Regions from separate parts of the Mus musculus genome. Here region 2 is linked to region 1. Evidence: chromatin loops called from intact Hi-C (ENCODE). Cell type or tissue: left cerebral cortex. All regions are shown on one strand. Links, peaks and the distances in the headings refer to the core of each region. The heading gives the core; the rest is flanking DNA.

What was found. Peaks named below come from ENCODE experiments on the same cell type or tissue, not always from the same donor. Only the 100,000 strongest peaks of a DNase experiment are listed, where the experiment ranks them.
Region 2: it touches region 1 in a loop (2.8-fold over the local background); 5 of 42 quality-filtered maps call a loop at or near these places.

What each region holds. Positions count from the first base shown.
Region 1 is chr11:31,768,174-31,773,548 of GRCm38, reverse strand. No RefSeq gene overlaps it. Among named protein-coding and RNA genes, the nearest start is that of Gm39674, 20 kb to the right of the region's middle. In left cerebral cortex, for the core only: a CTCF peak has its summit at 328 (motif pointing left); DNase peaks (open chromatin) are centred at 1,322, 1,896, 2,410 and 2,987; H3K27ac peaks cover 3,457 bases.
Region 2 is chr11:31,711,065-31,716,439 of GRCm38, reverse strand. It overlaps Gm39673 (a long non-coding RNA gene), which reads left to right and starts at 1,013. Exons shown (of 4, transcript XR_872338.2): 1 at 1,013-3,217; 2 at 3,950-4,921. In left cerebral cortex, for the core only: a CTCF peak has its summit at 2,643; DNase peaks (open chromatin) are centred at 2,515, 2,698 and 3,040; H3K27ac peaks cover 3,109 bases.

The DNA of each region.
Region 1 (5,375 bases), core at 126-5,125:
CACATTTCCTGATGTATTCTTCCTTTACCTCCAAGATCCTGTTCCCTATGGTAGCAAATCAAAGGAATGGGACACTGGCTATGCCAGAAATGACATGACCTTCACATTATTGGGGGTATCGGTCTGCTCAATAATTGCCTAATCTTCCTTGGTGGAGGAGGTTCTTAATAAAATGTAACTGCATGTGTTTGGGGGCAGGGGCTGGAGAGATGACACAGCAGTTGAGAGCACTGGCTGCTCTTGTAGAGGACCTTGGTTCCCAGCACTCACACAGCCACTCACAACCACCTGTAACTCCAGTCCCAAGGTACCAGATGCCCTCTTCTGGCCTCCATGGGCACTCATTAGCCATGTACACGGTGCACAGGCAGACATACACGCAAGCAAACATACACTAAAAGCCAAAACAAACCTTTTTTAAAAAATGTGAATGGACGTTATCGGGAGAAATTTCTAGTAAATGCTTTTCTAAGTGCTGACTCCTCTGAGAGGCACCCCGTTGTGCGGTTTTCCTTCCTGGGGCTTGGAACGTGGACCTGTGGGCTGGAGCTGCAGCATCTTTTAACCATGAGATGGCATTCATGTTGGAAGACTTTTCCCAATCATAGTGGGACATCAAGACAGTAGATGACCAGAAAGCCACCGCTTTAGTCCCTGACTGTCCACATCAAGAGTCCTCTCATAGAATAGAAGTGCGGATCCTTGTCTGAATCTTTGTGTGGCTTATGCCACTGTCATCTGGAAACTGACAGGACTCTGGAGTAGGAAGCAAATCCTTACAACTGTGTTTAGGATTCAGGAATTTTATCTTCAAATTCCCAGGACCTTAGCTTCCCTAAACATGTACTTTGTACCTTTTGAGTTAAATAAAAAAAGTATAGGCTGGTACTGTAGCTCAGTGGTAGAGAGCCTGCGTGCATGCATGATGCCCTGGGTTCAATGAAGCACTGGCTTAAATTCCCAGTGCTCAAAAAGCAAAACAAAACAAAAAAAAAAACATTATTATGTCTCTTAGTTTGGTTTCTGCAGCTGTGACAGACACCAAAACCAACTTGTGAGAGAGGGGTTTATTTCAACTCTTAAAATAATTATTATTTGTTTGTTTATTTATGATTTTATTATTTATTATTATTCATGTCTGGGTGCATCATGTGCATGCCTGGCTCCCATGGAGGTCAGAAGAGAGCATTGGATCCACTGGGACTGGAGCTACAGACGGTTATGAACTGTCATGTGGGTGCTGGAAATTTCCCAGGGTCCTCTGCAGGAGTAGTCAGTTCTGAGTCATCTCTCCAGCCTTGAAGCTTACAGTCAGGGGCAGAACTTAGCGGTAGAGCCTGAAGGCAGGAACTCAAGCAGAGACCACAGAAGAATGCTGGCTAATGGCTTTTTTTCCATGGTTTGTTTAGCCTGCTATCCTACACCCAGGACCACCTGCCTAGGTGCGGCACCACCCACAGTGGGCAGGGCCTTTTCACACCAATCAGTAATCAGGAAAATCCCCGCAGACGTGCCCACATGCCAATCTGATGTAGGCAGCTCCTCAATTGGCAGCCCCTCTTCTCCTATGTCTCTAGTTTGTGTTAAGTTGTCAAACACAAACTAGCATATGTCATGTGTTCATATGAATTGGATATTCACAACCTCCAGAGCTCTGGTCTGCCTCAAAGGGAGGTGACAAGACAGGCTGGCCAGGTCTACAGGTACAAAATGAGGCCACCTCACTCCATAGGCTTTAGTTCTGGTGCCTCTGAGTCTCAGTTCAGGACTTTAGTCAGTTTCTCACTGCCGTGACAGTGAGACCTGTAGGTCAGACAGTCCAGTCCACCAGTAGCTATTGGCCAGAGGCAACAAGACAGGTGGCCCACAGGCTGGCTGTCTCTGCCTAATTCATGTCATCCTGTTGAGTGCCATCTGGCTGTCAGCTTCTTGATTCTCTAACTGTCCCTCCTCAAGGACCCTCTTAAAGGCACAGACAGATTCACTGGTGGTGTCTTTCAAGGGCCTTTACTCAGCCTTTCTGGGGCAAGGCTCACAAAGAAAAGGGCCAGCACAAAGCGGGCATAGGGTTTCAAGAGCCATGCTGCCTCGGGTGAAGTATCTAAAGAATTACTTGTTTTGAGTTCCCCCACCCCTGAAGTGCTGTCCCCTCTGTGGGCCTTGTGGAACGTGGAGACTGGCCTTATCTGGTTTGTGATTCTCCTTTGCCCCAGGAGAGACTGGAAAAACACTCTTTCGAGGAGCTGATGGGAAATTGACCCACATTAGCACAACACTGGTCTGTGCTGAATCGGGACAGGAAGGTCCATTTCAAAGAGGAAAAATAAATGTTCTTTGTAACCAGGCCAAGGCTAAACATGCCTTCTCTCTATTGGTCCAGATCTGTGCCACCTCCCACTGCATCCGTAGGTGTGCTGAAAGCAGGCTGGAGACTTTTATAGAGACTGTCGCTGTCACCATGGCACTGGGTGCTGTACTCTGCTGTATCAAAATGTCAAAGGAAGAAAGCATAAACACGGGGCCTTTCGATCTGCAGGCATTGCTGGGTGCTTCTATGTGTGTCTGCCTCTGCATTCAATGTCAGCAGTAATGTGATCAGCCAGGAAAGCTAGCTTCTCCGCAGATCTCAGGAACTCACAGCCAGGCCAGCCATGCCCCGTGATTTAATTTCCCTCACAACAGCCTTGCAACACTATAATCCTCATTTTGTCTGTTCAGGGATTAGGCTCATCCATGTGCATCCAGGGTTTGGAATGGAAAGTGTGGGATTTTAAGACAAATTAATGAAAGATTTATTCCTGGAAACTGGGAATTGAGCTGAGGGAGGCAGCAGAGGCGGCGGGGCATCTGAGACTAGCCACAGAGAAACTCTGTAGCCAGCTGTTAGCTTACCAGGCACTGAGCACAGAAAGGAAATGTCAGAGTCCAGCAGGACAGCAGTGTGGAGGGGCCTAGGCCTGGAATGGACCAGGCTGGACTGAGTGGTGGCATCTGCTCTAGGTTCAGAGGTTTATGCTGGCAGGGGTTTGTATTTCTTATGCTTACACCAGCCAAACGGACTGGGCTGGGCTCCAGGATGAGGTCAAATGTGGGTGGGTCTCTTTCACATGCTCTCTCTGGCTTGAACAACAAATGTGTTTCCTCATGGTGCCACTCAGCTTTCCATCTCTGTGACAAGTGCCACCCCCCCCAAAAAAAACCACCCTGAAAAGAGAAAACTCCATTTTATCTCATGGTTTCAGAAGCTACAACCCAGGGTGGCTTGGTCTTATCATCCAGGGCCCATGGGAGACAGCCCAGTACATCACGATGACAAGGGTACATGGAAGAAGATGACAAGGTACCTCAGGAAAGATAGGAAGAAAACATACACACACACACACACACACACACACACACACACACACACACACACACACACAGAGGGGGGGCAACATCGCAATATTCCCCCCAAAGGGCTTGTCCCCAATGTCTTAAATTCTCTAGGTCTCACCTCCTAAGAGTCCCACAACTTCCCAATAGCCCAGCAGCTGGATAGTAACTCATCAACACAGGAGGTTTGAGGGGATGTGAAAGATCTAAACCAAGGCCGATGGGGTGACCCACTGGGTAAGGTGCTTGCTGCTAACCCTGATGGTGTGAGTTCCATCCTTGGGACTGACATGTTGAAAGGAAGAATTGACTCCTGCAAGTTAGTCCTCCACTCTGTCCTCCACAGATGAACCATCCCTCCCCTCCCATCCCCATCCCCCCCCCCATATCCCTCAGTAAATGTCAGTTTAAAAATGACAACAACAAGAAGCCATACAGCTGGGGCTGTAGCTTAGTCTGCCTAGTCCATGCAACGTCCTGAGTTCATTCCCCAGCACCATCAGAAAAAAAGGAAATCCAAACCAAAATACCCATCAGAAATGAAAGCTGCACAGGTGACCATGATGAACTCCATGTCAGCGTCATGAGAGATAAATCCATTGATGTCGAGACAATGGGACATTGAGTGGTTTGAACACATTATCCAGTATAAGAGACTGGAGAACTAGAAAAAAACATTCCAACCTGCCATATTTCCCAGAAGAAACAGAATATCAACACAAAAGAGGAAGAAATGCAGGTAGAAACCAACTGTGTCCCACCCCAGAGTTTGGTGCAGTGTCCAACTGTACAAGCTGAGGAGGTTTCTGTGTGCTGGAGGGGTGCCGTCTGTTTGGGGGATTGCTTAGTGCAATGGGGTCAGGACTGGAAGGGTGCTGGGCAGGGGGTGGTAGATTGATTGGACAGAGGCAAGTTCTGCTGGAGACTTCAGAATTCTTCTTTAATGTCATAGTCAAGCCTGGCAGTGGTGGCACACACCTTTAATTCCAGCACTCAAGAGGCAGAGGCAGGTGGATCTCTTTGAGTTTGAGGCCAGCCTGGTCCACAGAGTGAGTTCCAGGACAGCAGAGGCTACACACAGAAACCCTGCCTGGGGGAAAAAATAGTCATGGTCAAATTCAGGGAAATGACAGATTTGGAGGTCACAAACTAACTTTGGGTTCTGAAACACTCAAAACCCTAAAATATTGTGAGTAGCACGTATGAAAGATGGAGTCACACGATTTCCTTGGTAGCAGTTGTCACAGACCCTGTCCATTGGAATCCCAAACCTGACCATGTGGATGCAAGGTCTCGGTTCTAGATCCTAGAATGTCACCCCTACAAAATGAGACCAAGTAGCTGGTTGATGCCTCTGTGGTTAAGAAGAGCATTGGATCCACAAATATGAGGACCTCAGTTCAGATCCCAATACCTAAGTGAAAAGCAAGAAAACTTGGCGTGGCTGTGAATGTGGCTGTGTGCCTATAACAGCAGCACGGTGTGGGGCTGAGAAAGGAGAATCAGAGGGGTGCCAGTTGTCAGCCTAACTCTGGTTTCAGGTATAGATCCCTGGCTCAAAGGAAGAAGGCAGCAGTGACAGACCAGGACATTTGGTATCCTCCTCTGGCATTCGTAGATAGGCACTGGTATATGTATAACACACACACATGAATACACATGCACACACATAAACACACACACATATGCATACACATGCACAGACACATCCACACACATGACCACAGATTCACACACACAACCGCAGATTCACAGTGGGAGAACACTAAAGAGCTCCAAGTGCTTTGATGCCCACACTCGGTTGCCTTGGTAGCAGCAGCAGATGTGCCCATCGTTTGCAGTTCTCACTGACTAATGGCCACTCTTTGAGCATGCCCAATGGAGAAACTAACAGAGCCAGGGTTCAGATAGAAGATGAAGTGTCTGCTAGTCCCTGCTGTAGACTGAATTAGACCACGTGACCTTCAGCATCTCACTTTGACAAGGGGTAACAAAAGGTAATG
Region 2 (5,375 bases), core at 296-5,295, 57 kb after region 1:
CCACAGCCCCTGATTTACCCAGTACCTGGCTCCTCTGTGCTGCTTGTCACTCAGGCTGTCCCAGACTAAATCACGTGGTGTGGAATGTCCTGCCACCTCATGAGAGGTTAGGAGCTGGCTATTATAACTCAAAACTTAACTAGCACCACAATAAACTGCCTGGTTTATTGAGCCACCTCAAACTGCACTGTTCTCTTCATTTTCTAAATCTATACCTGAAGTCCAGAGCTCTTCTACAGAATCTTGTGTGACGTTGTTTCCTGCCAAGGTCCCAGCAGGTATTCCCAATACAACAGCATTCTTTCCATGGCCTGGACTTCCCTACTGTTGGTTGTTCACAATTCACATAGACACAGAGCCCTTGACTGGGCAGCAGTTAAGTCCCCTATTCACCTATGACTGTGACATTCTATGTTCAATCTCTCTCTCTCTCTCTCTCTCTCTCTCTCTCTCTCTCTCTCTCTCTCTCTTCAAAGTCCATCCATCTCAATGAACAGCTATAGTTAGAGCAGCCATTCTAGAGCATCACATGGAGTTTTACACTTTCATTATCAGTTATATTTTTATGCACTGGTCCATCACATTGAAAAATCAATGACATAGTTAAAACCAGAAAAACAATAGGTGTATAGCCTCTTTCATAACGCATGTGTCTGTTACCTAGAGGAACGAATCTGTGGGTGTCTTTATAGGCATATGTTGTATCTTGTATCTTAAGTTTGTTTAACTGGGTTTTCCTAAGTATGTTCACTCGACACTCGGCCGACTCCATGGGTACGGAGCTCAAGAAGTTGATGCTCACTCTGGAATTCCGTGAAACAGGTTGTGTGCAAGTATCTGACATGCTTTGGTTTTTGTTGTTGTTGTCATTGTTTTGTTTGTTTGTTTGTTTTTGTACGAATGTTTCGTCCTCATGTATGTCTGGGTACCATATACACAGAGTGCTCATAGAGGTCAGATGAAGCCATTGGATCCTCTGGAATTGGAGTCACAGACAGAGGTGAGCCCCCGTGTGGTTGCTGTTCTCTTAACCACAGAGCCATCCTCCAGCCCCCTGAGGTGTTTTAAATTCATCAGTGATGATTTATATAGACAATTAGTCTGCTGTCCTGGGCATCCATGAAGCCAGGCACGTGCTTTTTGCCTAATATACCATACCCTGTTGTAAGCACTCATGTGACCTTTCACCCCCTAAATGGACACTGCAGAGGGGTTTGCTCGACTGTACACCATTCTCTGATGTCACTGGCTGGTCACTACCAGGCTGTTAGCACGCAAGGAATGAGATCTCTGACACAGAACAAGGCGCTTTCTGAGACCTGCCTAGCAAACTCTGCTTGGATATGTTTGTCAGTCCCTCACAGCTGACTCTCCATGTTCAGAATAGGCAAGGGCTCGAGAGCCATTTCTCCTCCGTTTCCCACATACATACATAGTTCTCTTATTGCTGCTTTAGACCAGCTTGAAGAATTTTACGCTTTTCTTAATGTGCTTATTGGTATACCGGAGTGGCTGGTGTTAATGGAGAAATGTTTTTTTCTTCTGCATAACACATTAGTAAATTCTATCCTGTAAGAGGAACTCAGACTACACAGTTAACACAGATTACTGCAGGCCCTGGTAAGAGTGGCTGCTGAGGGGTCTGGTATTGCTGCCTGTAAACTATGCAAGTGTCCCCAAGAAGGAGAGTATTCTCCAGGCTGCAACAGAGATCCTCAGGGCAGGACAGACATCTCCATCCTTATAAATGACCGCTCCAGGTGATCTCTACTGTCCTGTCCTAGTGTCCAGAGTGCCTCTGGTGTAGCAGAGAAGGAAGTCTTAGAGAAGGAAGCCCAGATTCTTTCATGGACCATGCCTTCTGTCTGTCAAAGATACAGCGAGGGCCTGAAGCAGCTTTCCACAAACAGTCCCACCTCCTCCAATCATCTCCCTACCAAGAAACCAGAGACCTTCAAACAAGCCAGCTTAGTCCTTCTCCTAGCTCTAAAGCTATCACAGAATGTTCAGACTAACACTGTTGCTCCTACTTCATCTCTACTGCCACCCCTCACTAGCCCCTTCCAGTTTCCGTGCCATTCCTAAAGGAGCCACAGGCCCCTTGTCCCAGGAGGGCTTGCCTAGAAGGTCACTCCTCAGAGAAGCCCTCCAGCGTTTTCCTTTCATATTAGTTGGTCCCACTTTTTATCCAAGCACCTATGAGTTCTCAGGACCTTCTCATCCACACACGTCCCTTCCCTTGCAGGAAGGCTCAGGCCACTGCCCTGCCTCGTGCACGTATAATCTACCAAGCCTGGATTCCTCTCTAGTGGCCCCCAGTCTAGAATTACAGCCAGGGCACCAGCCTGCTTCTGGAACAAGTGTTAGCATTTTGCTCACAGCAGCTCTGGAAATTAGATGCTAGCCCCAAACCCCGTGATTCAGTCAGCAGCTTGAGAAGGCTGGGTCAGGAACACAGGGCTCTCCTTTCTTCTGAGAGATAGCAGTTTTCCAAAGGCTGGGGCCACTGAGGAGAGCTGAGTGGCAGGCCTGAGAACTGACCTGCATGCTGGAAGCCAACCCTCCATGGCACCGTGCCAACGGTGACACTTAGCGAACCAGGCAATTGCCCAGCTTTGGAAAGGAGGTGCCACCTAGCTCTGGGATTGTGGTGTAGCTAGTGCTGGGATGGGATTGGACTTTCCTTTTCAGAACAAAGACAAACACACTCCTCTGGGAAGCCCATCCTGGGAGAGACTGTGTGTATCAGAGGCCCCACTTCCGTGCCAAGTATTCAAAGCCCGTGGCCTGGCTTGCTTGCTCTAGCAGTTCCTGGCAGAGGACATGGGCATTCTCCAGCTTGGAAATTTAATTGCCTACCATAGCCATGAAGCCCATTTCCAAGGCAAAAAAAAGAAAATTGAAAGGAAAAAAAAAAGAATAAGAAAAAAGAAAAGCCACATGAGTTGTAGGAGAAGTTCTCACGGAAGCAGCTAAGATGAGCTGGCTGCTGCATTTGACCGTCAGCCTTTGTGGGAGGCCAGTTTTTCATAAGCCAGTCCCAGAAGCTGTCGTTCAGAAGAGGAAGAGCAACAAAGACAGCTCTGTCAGCAACGAGAAAATGGAAGTCACAGGCAAAACCAGAAAACGCTGTCCCCTGGAATCATCATGATCTGCAGGATAATTGTGCCAAGCTCGGACGCCCAGGAGTGGACGCTGATGGCCATGCCAGGGTCAGGTGGACTCCTATTGTTCTCATTTCTAAGCAATGAGCTTGTCTTAACCTCTTTCCTGTGTCCCAGTTTTAAAAAAAAAAGTTTTCTTTGTCTCACTCAGACAAATGCAGCTTCACAATGAGCTACCCTCTCCTGCAGACAGACCTCTTAGCTTCTCAGTGAGCTACCCTCCCCTGCAGACAGGCCTCTTAGCTTCTCAGTGAGCTACCCTCTCCTGCAGACAGACCTCTTTGCGTAGACCCGTCCACTCTCAGGGAGCTTGTGTTTCTCTTGCTTGAAGAGAGCAATTTCTTAGAGAAAGGAGCATGGAGGGGTGGAGGGGGCAAAGCTGCTTGCTGCCTCTTTTTCTCATATTGGTGCCTCAATCTCAGCCTCAGCTTCGGAAAATATGGTAGGGCTTAGCCCAGAGGACAAGGATCACAGGTCTCAGGCCACAGTAGGTGTTTAGGCTCGGGGGGGGGGGGGGCAAGGGGCGGGGAAAGCTGTCATGCATCCATCTATAAGGATTTCTTAGCTCTTTGACAATTTTAAGAGTACATCTGGCAAAAGGACACTGTCTGCTAACATCTCAAACTCAACAGCAATAAACAAGTTCGAAGACTTGGCCACTATGGCAGAATAGAAAGAAACCAGCAGGCCTCATCTGGGGGCTTGGGATGAGGAATGAGATCTTTAAATGATATAAAGTAAAAACGAGCCTTGACATTCTTGTTTTTCTTTTTTCCTTTTTTAAGATGAATCTTTTCTCAAAAGTCCGGAGTTGAGGAAAGTGATGACGGGCAGAGGCAGATGCAGACGAACTGGAAACCCACCACAGCTGGAATGAGGAGGCTCAAAGGACGTAGAAGCCCCCATATCCAGCTCTCAGAATACTGAAATAGTGGATTCCAAGAAATTAAAAGTGCCCTAGGAGCCTCAGGCTTGGAAAAGGAAAAGGCTGAGGGGGCTCTAGTCCCCAGAAGGACATTTCACTCAGTGTTGACAAGCTGTCAGACGGCCAAGTAGCAGGCAGGATGGAGCAGAGACAAGGATGGCTCAGGGATGGCTGGACCCGACCTTCCCCAGGGCTCCTCAGTTATTCACGCTCTGCTCTTTGTTTAAACTAAAACTTCATCTCAAGACCCCAAAGATGGACTTCAGGGGAGGGGGGCACTTGACACCCCATCTCTCTCCCTAATGTAGCTACTCTGGAAACAAACAAACACTTTTTTTTTATCATTATTGCTTGTTTTCTGAGGGCAAGTCACTGGGCTCAATGTGAGAGCTACTGGGGCCCAGACTATCCCCAGTTGCTCCAGAAACAGTGCTTGCTATTTGGTAGACATTAAGCACGCCATGTAGTCTGAGGGAACCTCAGGTCTGTCTTAGTAATTCTACTTCTTGTCCGGGTTCTGGGTACTACCTTCATTCTACCAGGGAGCTCAGGTAACTCAGCTAACTAACATAAAGACCAGCCCTTCTATTGGGATCCAGGTCAAATGAAAACAGGGAAGAAAGATGGGGGAGAAGAGAAGGCAAAGAAACTACTGTTTTACAATTTGTCATTCATTTTTAATGCTTGCTGTATCCCACTCTGTGCCAACCTGTGTTAGGTACCAGAAAGATACCTGTGGGTGAAGTGTCCCTCCACCGCGAGTCTTTCAGAGCTTCTGGGATGATGTTGACCACTGAAACAGCACTCAATGCAAGGAGAGCGTGAGACCCAGGTTCCAGCAGGGCTGCTGGGGATGGGAGAGCTTGGGTTATTGACTTGGGCACTCCTTTCTTCTTCTTCTTCTTCTTCTTCTTCTTCTTCTTCTTCTTCTTCTTCTTCTTCTTCTTCTTCTTCTTCTTCTTCTTCTTCTTCCTCCTCTTCCTCCTCCTCCTCCTCCTCCTCCTCTTCCTCCTCCTCCTCCTCCTCCTCCTCTTCCTCCTCCTCCTCCTCCTCCTCCTCCTCCTCCTCCTCCTCCTCCTCCTCCTCCTCCTCCTCCTCCTCCTCCTCCTCCTCCTCCTCCTCCTCCTCCTCCTCCTCCTCCTCCTCCTCCTCCTCCTCTTCTTCTTCTTCTTCTTCTTCTTCTTCTTCTTCTTCTTCTTCTTCTTCTTCTTCTTCTTCTTCTTCTTCTTCTTCTTCTTCTTCTTCTCTGAGACAGGGTTTCTCTGTATAGCCCTGGCTGTCCTGGA